2 separate regions of the Homo sapiens genome follow, and region 1 is linked to region 2. The links are chromatin contacts, found by Hi-C or POLR2A ChIA-PET in ENCODE. All regions are on one chromosome and are shown on one strand. The core of a region is the stretch at or near the end of the contact, and the rest is flanking DNA. Distances in the headings are between cores, read along the strand shown. Region 1 overlaps CDC42EP4 (CDC42 effector protein 4). Region 2 overlaps SLC39A11 (solute carrier family 39 member 11).

What was found. Hi-C counts contacts between places; a loop is a spot of excess contacts on that map. ChIA-PET counts read pairs that join two places held with the same protein, here RNA polymerase II (POLR2A). Pooled maps may share reads with other maps.
Region 1: a map of PC-9 shows a loop between it and region 2 (13-fold over the local background). The contact joins two enhancer-like sites. A Hi-C loop is called at or near these places in 1 of 168 maps with a recorded cell type or tissue (PC-9), 1 of 37 single-sample maps with no recorded cell type and 3 of 50 pooled maps. POLR2A ChIA-PET finds 5 or more read pairs at or near these places in 3 of 52 experiments (GM12878, Panc1 and WTC11).

What each region holds. Positions count from the first base shown.
Region 1 is chr17:73,292,286-73,297,571 of GRCh38, forward strand. All of the region lies in intron 1 of CDC42EP4 (CDC42 effector protein 4), which reads right to left. Among named protein-coding and RNA genes, the nearest start is that of CDC42EP4, 17 kb to the right of the region's middle. RefSeq lists an enhancer at 1-364. Within about 2 kb of position 1,391, at least 29 of the 41 ENCODE cell types and tissues checked have a DNase peak (open chromatin) inside an H3K27ac peak, as active enhancers do; they include PC-9, where a contact is called at or near this core.
Region 2 is chr17:72,714,100-72,719,082 of GRCh38, forward strand. The region is part of intron 7 of SLC39A11 (solute carrier family 39 member 11); the gene reads right to left. Among named protein-coding and RNA genes, the nearest start is that of LINC00511, 76 kb to the left of the region's middle. Within about 2 kb of position 2,217, at least 7 of the 41 ENCODE cell types and tissues checked have a DNase peak (open chromatin) inside an H3K27ac peak, as active enhancers do; they include PC-9, where a contact is called at or near this core.

The sequences.
Region 1 (5,286 bases), core at 141-2,640, 580 kb after region 2:
CAATGTGGCCGAATAGCAGAGGGCTTTTAGTGCACGATGACTTTAGTTGTGACCTGGATCGGCTACAAGAGGCTTTGTTCCATTACTCATCATCCAGTCACTCACTCCATGACTTCCTGCAGACCCACTGATATTCACAAACTCTTCTAGGCCCTGGAGATAGAGCAGTGAAAATAGCACGCTGTTTTCCCAGGGCACGTGTGTAGTGTGAGTGTGGGGGGTGGGGGTGGGGAATGGAGGTGTAAACCTATAAATAAAATAAATGGTATCTCATATTCCTCAGTATAAGGAGGGAAAGGGGTGGTATGAGTGGGTGTGGGAGTCAGGGGGTCTGGGGGAGGCCCCTCTTGAGGAAGGAGCATCATGAGTTGAGAACCAAATGATGAGAAGGAACCAGCCGGGTCAGAAGCGACCCAGGCAGAGGGAACGGCGCGTGCAAACGCCGGGGTATAGGAACAGGCTTGTGGCATTTATGGAATAGAATAAAAATCCATGCAGCCAGGGCCCAGGTTACATAGAGCCCTCCCTACCAGGCCACATAAAGAGTTCTGTTTTGTTTTTAGTTTTTATTACAGGCACCTGCCATCATGCCCAGTTAATTTTTGAATTTTTTGGAGAGACCAGGTTTCACCATGTTGGCTAGGCTGGTCCTGAACTCCTGACTTCAGGTGATCTGCCCGCCTCGGCCTCCCAAAGTGCTGGGATTACAGGAGCCACTGCTCCTGGCCGATTTTTTTATGTTTTTAGAGATGGGGTTTCACCACGTCGGCCAGGCTGGTCTCGAACTCCTGGCATCAAGCAATCCACCCGCCTTGGCCTCCCAAAGTTCTGGCATTACAGGCATGAGCCACCGCACCCAGCCCAGGTAAGGAGTTTGGAGGTCATTATAGGTGTACAAGGAAACCGGCGGCTGTTTGTAAGCAGGCGAGTGATTCAATCTGTGTATCTGGAAGCTCCCGGAGGTCCTGGCATTGGAGGAATGAAGGAGGGGAGCTGGAATTCAGTCAGGAGGCTGTTGCAGAAATGCAGGTCAAAGAGGATGGAGACCAGGATGTGGGTCTGGCGAAGGGGGACACAGTGGGAGACATTTAGGCCATGTTTTGGAGGTAGAGACACCCGGGATTGTGGAGGGCCCAGACCAGGGAGGAGAGAAAAGACAGGATCAAATGGGACTCCAGGCCTTCCAGGGGCAGCCTCTGGTCCTGGCCATCCTTTCCCAGGTTTTGCCTGGCAGGCCACGGCCCCTTCTCACAGGAGGGGCTGACATCCTACCCCTAGGCGGAACTTCACTTTGCCGAAACACAGGTGGCATTCTGCTACACAAGGCTTGTCAGATGGAACAGCACGCTGGAGGGGGTTGTGCAAGAGGCTCACTGGGACATGGGCCACAACTCTAAGAGGTGAGGGACTCTGGCTTTAGTCACCAGAGAAAAATCCAGTACTTTCTGGAACACTCACCAGCCTTACCCTGCAAAGATAGGAAAGCACAGGGAAGGCGGAAGACTGTGTTTCATTCAAACTGTGGCAGGGCTGAGGGCAGCTAAGTGAATGGGCGAGAACAGTGACCGCTTAGATACACGTGGTTACATGTTCCAGGCAGGACTTCAATGCCGACTGTGTTGTGATTTTAGCTGACTTTAGTATTCTTGGGGATCTTTTAACTCCTTCATGTGCCCTGCTCAAAAGCCCTTGCATCTGGAAGTGTGCTGCGTGCGCAAGGAGGTTAAGGCTCACTGCTGTAATATTCTGAGCCTAAGTAACCACAATCAAAAACCAAACACAAGGCCGGGCGTGGTGGCTCACACCTGTAATCCCAGCACTTTGGGAGGCTGAGGCGGGTGGATCTCCTGAGGTCAGGAGTTCGAGACCAGCCTGGCCAACATGGTGAAACCCCATCTCCACTAAAAACACAGAAATCAGCCAGGCATGGTGGTGTGCACCTGTAGTCCCAGTTATTCAGGAGGCTGAGGCAGGGAGAATCGCTTGAACCCAGGAGGTGGAGGTTGCAGTGAGCTGAGATCGCGCCACTGCATTCCAGCCTGGGTGACAGAGCAAGATTCTGTCTCAAAAAAAAACAAACAAAGAAACAAAAAAACAAACCCAGGATGGGAACATGAAATGTCACCATCAGGACTCCTGTACCATTTATGTATCTGTGTCAAATATCTCCTTAAAATACCTGGGTGTGGAGGGATCATACTTTCAAGATGGAAAGACCAAATTAAGGGACTTGCCCTAGGTCATGGATTGAAGCCAGAGTTTAATTCCCACCCCAGGGCTCCATTCACTTAAACAGCAATGTACTATCAAAAGTAGGGGGCATCACAGGACAAACACTGAATATGTAATTTGTGTATATACATATATGTGTATATATCTACACACATATATATTTTTATAGGTTATATTCATGTCTATTGTCATTCCACGCATTAGTAAGTTTTAGTTTACACACACACACCACACACACACACGCATGTGCACAAGTTTTGGTGTGTTCTTTCTAAATCCCAGTGGATTTTCTTTTTCTTTCTTTTTTTTGAGACAGAGTTTCGCTCTTGTTGCCCATGCTGGAATGTAATGGTGCACTCTTGGCTCACTGTACCTCCACCTCCCAGATTCAGGCAATTCTCCTGCCTTAGCCTCCTGAGTAGCTGGGATTACAGGCACCTGCTACCACACCCGGCTAATTTTTGTATTTTTTTTAGTAGAGACGGGGTTCCACCATGTTGGCCAAGTTGGTCTCAAACTCCTGACCTCAGGGGATCCACCTGCCTCGGCCTCCCAAAGTGCTGGGATTACAGGCTTGAGCCATTGCGCCTGGCCCCAGTGGATTTTCTTATGTACTCCTTGGGGTGCTAAAATGCAGCACCCACTGTGTCACATGACTCCCACTGAGATTGAGAGATGGTAGACATCTGGGAGAGGATCCAACCCAGTGGTCTTGATTAGGCTGTTGGGACCAGGAGAGGTGACTTGCCAAAGGCCACAGAACTCACAAGGGAGCCGGGCGGTGCTGGAGCCCAAGTCTCTTGACTCCCACCCCAAAGATCTTCCCCAGATAACACCTCAATGGGCTCACCGCCAGGCACTAGGACAACCTTCTGATGTTTGCTACCATCTTGCCCAAATTAAGAGCTGGGAAAGAGAAGAGGGAAGGACCTTCCTCCCACTGAGCAATTGGTACTAGGTGCCACCAGGCAGGGGGAACATTACAAAACTCTGATCCAAGAGCTGCTCAGAGTCAAAATGGTCCCAGGGTGGGGTGGTCTTGCGGTACATGAAACTCCAGCAAAATTTCTTCAAATAATGGCTTTAAAATAAATGATGGTTTTGGCCAGGTGTGGTGGCTCATGCCTGTAATCCCAGCACTTTGGGAGGCTGAGGTAGGTGGATCACCTGAGGTCAGGAGTTTGAGACCAGCCTGGCCAACATGGTGAAACCCCATCTCAACTAATAATACAAAGAAATTAGCCAGGCATGGTGGCGGGTGCCTGTAATCCCAGCTACTAGGGAGGCTGAGGCAGGAGAACTGCTTGAACCTGGGAGGCAGAGGTTGCAGCACACTGAGATCATGCCATTGCACTCCAGCCCAGGCGACAAGAGTGAAACTCCATCTCCAAAAAAAAAAAAAAAAGAATGATGGTTTTAAAATGAATATGATTCAGTTTCCTCAAATAATGGCTTTAAAATGAATGTGATTTAAATGAATATGATTTACCTCCTAGAACTTAACCCTGTGGAACTATTTCAAAGGCGAAAAAAGTCACACACGTATTTGTTGAAGCCTTATTCATAATAGCGAAAGACTGGAGACAGGCTAGTCGCAGTGGCTCACGCCTGTAATCCCAGCACTTTGGGAGGCCGAGGCGGGTGGACCACGACGTCAGGAGTTTGAGACCAGCCTGACCAATATGGCGAAACCCTGTCTCTACTAAAAATACAAAAAAAAAAAAAATTAAAAAATACATAAAAAAATAAAATTAGCTGGGCCTGGTGGTGTGCGCCTGTAATCCCAGCTACTCAGGAGGCTGAGGCAGGAGAATGGCTTGAACCTGGGAGGCAGAGGTTGCAGTGAGCCGAGATCACGCCATTGCACTCCAGCCTGGGCAACAGAGGGAGACTCCATCTCAAAAAAAAAAAAAAAAAAAGACTGGAGACAGACAGCCTAATGCCCAGTGATGGAGGAATGGAATGGCTAAGAAAGCTGGGAGCCATTAACTCAGAGCACCATTCAGCAGTCATGGAAAGTGGGAACTATGAAGACCATAGACAACATGGACCAAATGTTTACCAAATGGCATTAAATGGAAGTGCAAACAAAAGGCAGAACAGAGGCCAAGGCGAAGGTCAGGAGTGCAGTACCAGCCTGGCCAACTTGTTGAAACCCCGTCTCTACTTTTAAAAAAATACACGGCTGGGCACGGTGGCTCACGCCTGTAATCCCAGCACTTTGGGAGGCCGAGGAGGGTGGATCACAAGGTCAGGAGATAGAGACCATCCTGGCTAACATGGTGAAACCCCATCTCTACTAAAATACAAAAAATTAGCCAGGCGCGGTGAGGGGGGCCTGTAGTCCCAGCTACTCGGGAGGCTGAGGCAGGAGAATGGCGTGAACCCGGGAGGCGGAGCTTGCAGTGAGCCGAGATAGCGCCACTGCAGTCTGGCCTGGGCGAAAGAGCAAGACTCCGTCTCAAAAAAAAAAAAAAAAAAAAAAAATACACAAGGCCAAGCGCCGTGGCTCACACCTGTAATCCCAGCACTTTGGGAGGCCGAGGTGGGCAGATCACCCGAGGTCAGGAGTTCAAGACCAGCCTGGCCAACATGGTGAAACCCCATCTCTACTAAAAATACAAAAATTAGCCAGGTGTGGTGGCAGGCGCCTGTAATCCCAGCTACTTGGGAGGCGGAGGCAGGAGAATCACTTGAACCCGGGAGGCGGAGGTTGCTGTGAGCCAAGGTCGCGCCATTGCACTCCAGCCTGGGGGACAAGAGCAAGACTTCGTCTCCAAAAAAAAAAAAAAACACACACACACAAATTAGCCAGGTGTTGTGGCGCGTGCCTGTAATCCCAGCTACACGGGAGGCTGAGGCAGGAGAATCTCTTGAACCCGGGAGGCGGAGGTTGCAGTGAGCTGAGATCACGCCATTGCACTCCAGCTTGGGCAATAGAGTGAGACTCTGTCTCAAAAAAAATAAATAAAAATTTAAAATAAATAGAAAAACAGGCAGAACATATACTTGTTTATGTATAGTGGTTACAACTCTACACAAATATGCATCTGT
Region 2 (4,983 bases), core at 967-3,466:
AATCCCAGCACTTTGGGAGGCCGAGGCGGGTGGATGACCTGAAGTCAGGAGTTCGAGACCAGCCTGGCCAACATGGTGAAACCTCGTCTCTACTAAAAATACAAAACTTAGCTGGGTGTAGTGGTGCGCACCTGTACTCCCAGCTACTTGGGAGGCTGAGGCGGGAGGATCGCTTGAACCTGGGAGGCGGAGGTTGCAGTGAGCTGAGATCACGCCACTGCACTCCAGCCTGGGTAACAGAGTAAGGCTCTTTCTCTCTCTCTCAAAAAAAAAATTAATAAAAATAATAATAATTGCGGTTTTTGCCAATGAAATGGCAAAAACTGCAATTACTTTTGCACCAGGCTAATACTGTTCAATAATGGGTCGCCAAAAAAGGAAGGAAGCAGGTAAGAAGCGCAGCAGCCAAGTTCATAACCCTGCTGCTGACAGTGTCAACATCCACCTCCTGCTGAGTGCCTGCTACGCAACCAGTACCACCCAAGGGCTTTCCTTCCACTTTCATTTACCCCTTCAGGAAATCCCATTTACAGATGAGGAACCTGATCCTTAACAAGGAGAAAGAGCTTGAGTTTGCACACCGTGTCTGTGTTGAGCCTCCTTGGTAAAGACCAGAGAACACCACCTTTTTGTGATTATGGGGCTGTCCCCAAACCTGTCAGGAAGGCGGATGACATGGTCTGCAGCTGTTCACCTCCTGTGGACTGCCCTGTTTCAGATCTGGGTTCATGGAGTGTTTCACCTGCCTGGCTGAAGAAGGAACGTGGCCGTACTTGTGAAGCTAATAGTGAGAGGTTCATTTGTTTAAACAGCAGTTGGTGGAAAAGCATGGAATCAAGGATCTTTACACGTACATATTCAAAACCACTTCACCTCGCATCTTGCATCCATGTAGCCCCTTCACGCTCACAATTTTTCCTCTCGTGATGTCTATTCTCACTCAGGGCCAACTCCACGGGTGTGCGACCAGTGCAGCATCCCAGGGTCTGCACTCAGGAGGAGGTAAGGGTTGGCTGCATACATCTCATGCACCCAGCCACGAAAGGGGCCCCGGGAGCCCGCGAGAGGCTCTCTCCTCCAGGAAGTACCCCTCTGCCCAAGGGCACGATGTTACAAGGCAGATAAGATGCACCATGACTAAGTTCTTCAAAAAATTAAAAATCAAATTACCGAATGATTTAGCAATGCCTCTTCTGGCCATATACCCCAAAGAACCTCAAGTGGGGTCTTGAAGAGATATTCTTACATTCATGTTCACAAGCAGCACTATTCACAAGAGCTAAATGGTGAAACAGCCCAAGTGTTCATGGACAGACGAATGAACAAACAAAATGATGCATCCGTGCAACCTAATATTGTTCAGCCTTCAAAGGAAGAAAATTATGACACGTTACAACATGATGACCCCTGAGGACATTATGCTAAGTGAAATAGGACGGACACAAAGGGACAAATACTGTGTGATGCCACTTCTATGAGGTCCCTAGAGGAGTCACATTCATAGAGACAGAAAGAAAATGGCAGTTGCCAGGGGCTGGGGGGAGATAAGGAATGGGGAGTTAGTGCCTAATGATTAATGTATACATAACATACCATGTACCATCTTTTTTTATTTTTGATTTTTGGTGGAGTCTCGCTCTGTCACCCAGGCTGGAGTACAGTGCTGTGATCTTGGCTCCCTGCAGCCTCCGCCACCCGGGTTCAAGCGATTCTCGTGCCTCAGCCTCCTGAGTAGCTGGGATTACAGGCATGTGCCACCTGTAATTTTTGTATTTTGAGTAGAGACGTGGTTTCACCATGTTGGCCAGGCTGGACTCGAACTCTTGACTTCAAGTGATCCGCCCGCTTCAGCCTCCCAAAGTGTTGGGATTACAGACGTGAGCCACCGTGCCCGGCCAAAATGTACCATCTTGATCAATTTTTAAGTGCACAGACAGGTCATGGTAAGTGTGAAAAAATACCTAACTCCCGCCCTCGTTCTCCTCGCACCCTCCCTGACCCACCCCAAAAAGGCCCAAGGGAGCCCCCCTGCATTCCCAACCTGCAGGCATGAGGTCATACAAGCGGGGTGTTGGGCAGAGGCCCCTGGCAGATGGCAGGGTAGGGCCCCCAGCACTCCATTCTGGACAGAATGAAAACCTGACGACCTATCTGATGGAATTACACGGAAGAAAGGAAATTCGTCTTTTAAGAACAAGCGGGAGGCGGATGACTGAAGTCCCAAAGAATGCTGTGGTTGAACCTTTTTTTTTTTGTTGTTTGTTTTCTGGCACAGTCTGTCTCTATGACTGAGCTGAGTAACGTGTTTCCCGTGACAAAGGCCCCTTTCTTACGACAGTTTAATAGCTCCAATACGGGGGACAGCCCTGACTCTCCCATGGGCCAGCGTCTGAAGGCGGCCACAGAAAAAGGGAGGGAAAGCCGCCGCTCTTCTCCAAGTTGGTCCAGACTGAACTGAGAGAGTATAAGGAAAAAAAAAATCGGAAACTTTAACCCACTCCTGAAATAAAAAATAGAAGTTACCAAAGGGATGGGGAACACACATGCAGAGGCACAGAGAAGAATATGGATGAAAAAGTGGCCTCAGAGCCCGGTGTGGTGGCTCACGCCTGTAATCCCAGTACTTTGGGAAATCGAGGTGGGCGGATCACTTGAGGACAGGAGTTTGAGACCAACCTGGCCAACATGGTAAAACCCCATCTCTACAAAAAATACAAAAATTAGCTGGGCGTGGTGGCAGGTGCCTGTAATCCCAGCTACTCAGGAGGCTGAGGCATGAGAATTGCTTGAACTCAGGGGGTGGAGGTTACAGTGAGCCAAGACGATGCCACTGCACTCCACCCTGGGAAACAGAGGGAGACCCTGTCTCAAAAAAAAAAAAATATATATATATACACACACACACACACACACACACACACACACATATACACATATAAAATATATATACACATATATACATATATACACATATAAGTATATGTATATATGTATATACTTATATGTGTATGTATATATGTATATATGTATATACTTATATGTGTATATATATGTATATACATATATATAAAAATAAAAATTTTAAAAAATTTAAAAAGAGGAAAAAAAAGTGGCCTTGGGGCTTTGCGTCCAACTGTGAGAGGAAGTGGAGAAAGCTAAGAGAGGACCTCAGGGACAGAGAAGACGCCGATGGAGGTAGGGAGACCCGATGCCCTGGTTTCTTAACAGCTGCTGTGATGAAGTACCACAGGGATTTGTTCTCACAGCCCTGGAGGCCAGAAGTCCAAGATCAAGTTGTCCGCAGGGCTATGCTCCCCCTGAAGGCTCTAGGGGAGGATCCTCCCTCGGCTCTTCCAGCTTCTGGTGGCCCTGGCACTTGGTGGCATTCCCCAGCTTCTAGACACATGACTCTAGTCTCTGCCTCCACTACCACAAGGCCGTCTTCCCTCCACGTGTCCCTGTGTGGCCACGGGGCACTGTCCTCTCCGCATGTGTCATCCCTCCTTGTTTTATAAGGGTACCCAGTCATGTTGGACTTAGGCCCACCCTAATCCAGTACGAGCTGATCTTAACTAATTACATCTGCAAAGATCCTACCGCCAAATAAGGTTACAGTCACAGGTCCTGGGGATTAAGACTTCCATACCTTTCTGGGGTGCATGACTTCAGCATCGCTCCTTATTCTGGAACTTACAGGACAGGTCACTCTTGCTCTGTAGCTCTCCCTCGGAGTGACCCTGCACATCGGCTGTCTAGGAGGTGAGGCTGGAGAAGTGAGTCATGACCGCAAGGCCACCAGATCACCTCAGTACCACCTGTCTGGAGTTTTCCCTTCTTTCCCCCTTCCTGCCCCCGGTATCTCACTGCTGGGCGGCACTGGCAAGGGTTATGGTTCTTACCAAAGTAACACTCATCTGGAGCAACACTCAAAACCATCTTTAACAGAAATATTTGCTTCCAGTTAACACCGAATACAAAATCTCTATCTGTCCCTCACTGTGGATTTTTTACCTAGGCTTGCATTTCGTAATGAGCCAAATGAGGTTTGATTTTAAAGAAGCATCTGGGCTGAGGGCAGCAGCTCATGCCTGTAATCTCAGCATTTGGGGAGGCTGAGGCGGACGGATCTTTTGAGGTCAGGAGTTTGAGACCTGGTGAAACCCCGCCTCTACTAAAAAGAGAAAAAAAAATTACCTGGGCATAGTGGCAGGCGCCTGTAATCCCAGCTACTCGTGAGGCTGAGGCAGGAGAATCGCTTGAACCTGGGAGGTGGAGGTTGCAGTGAGCTGAGATCAGGCCACTGCACCCCAGCCTGGGCAACAGAGCAAGACTCCATCTCAGGGGAAAAAAAGTGTCTGACAAATTGGAATTACTATAGTCAATGTTCAAAGGATTCATAATGGGAGATTAGACATTTTCACAACTGAGTTGACCCCATTTCCCACACGACTTTGGGGGAGAGTTTTGAAGACCTTGGGGTCACAGCCAGGCACGTCACTTAACAGCAGAGTGATAATTAAGAGCACAGGCTCTGGAGCTGGTCACCTGGGTTCAAATCCTAGAGGAGTCAAATTCATAGGGACAGAAAGTACAATGGCAGCTGCCCCTCACTTGCTGTGTGCTCTTGGACACAGCCTGCTTCTGTAAAATGGGAATGATAATTTCCAGCTTTCTTGATTGTTCCATGATTGCTAGAGGCTGGCAGAGGAAGTTTATTCGTGGGCTTCTGAATCAGATGGAAGTAAGTCTTGAACTCCTGGCCTCAAGTGATCCTCCTGCCTCAGCCTCCCAAGTAGCTGAGATTACAGGCATGAGCCACCATGCCTGGCTAGACAGAAGTAAGTCAAATCCTGAATCTACCAGGTTCAGTGGCTCACGCCTGCAATCCTAGCACTTTGGGAGGCTGAGGCAGGCAGATCACCTGAGCTTAAGAGTTGAAGACCAGCCTTGGCAACATGGCAAAACCCCGAATCTACTAAAAAT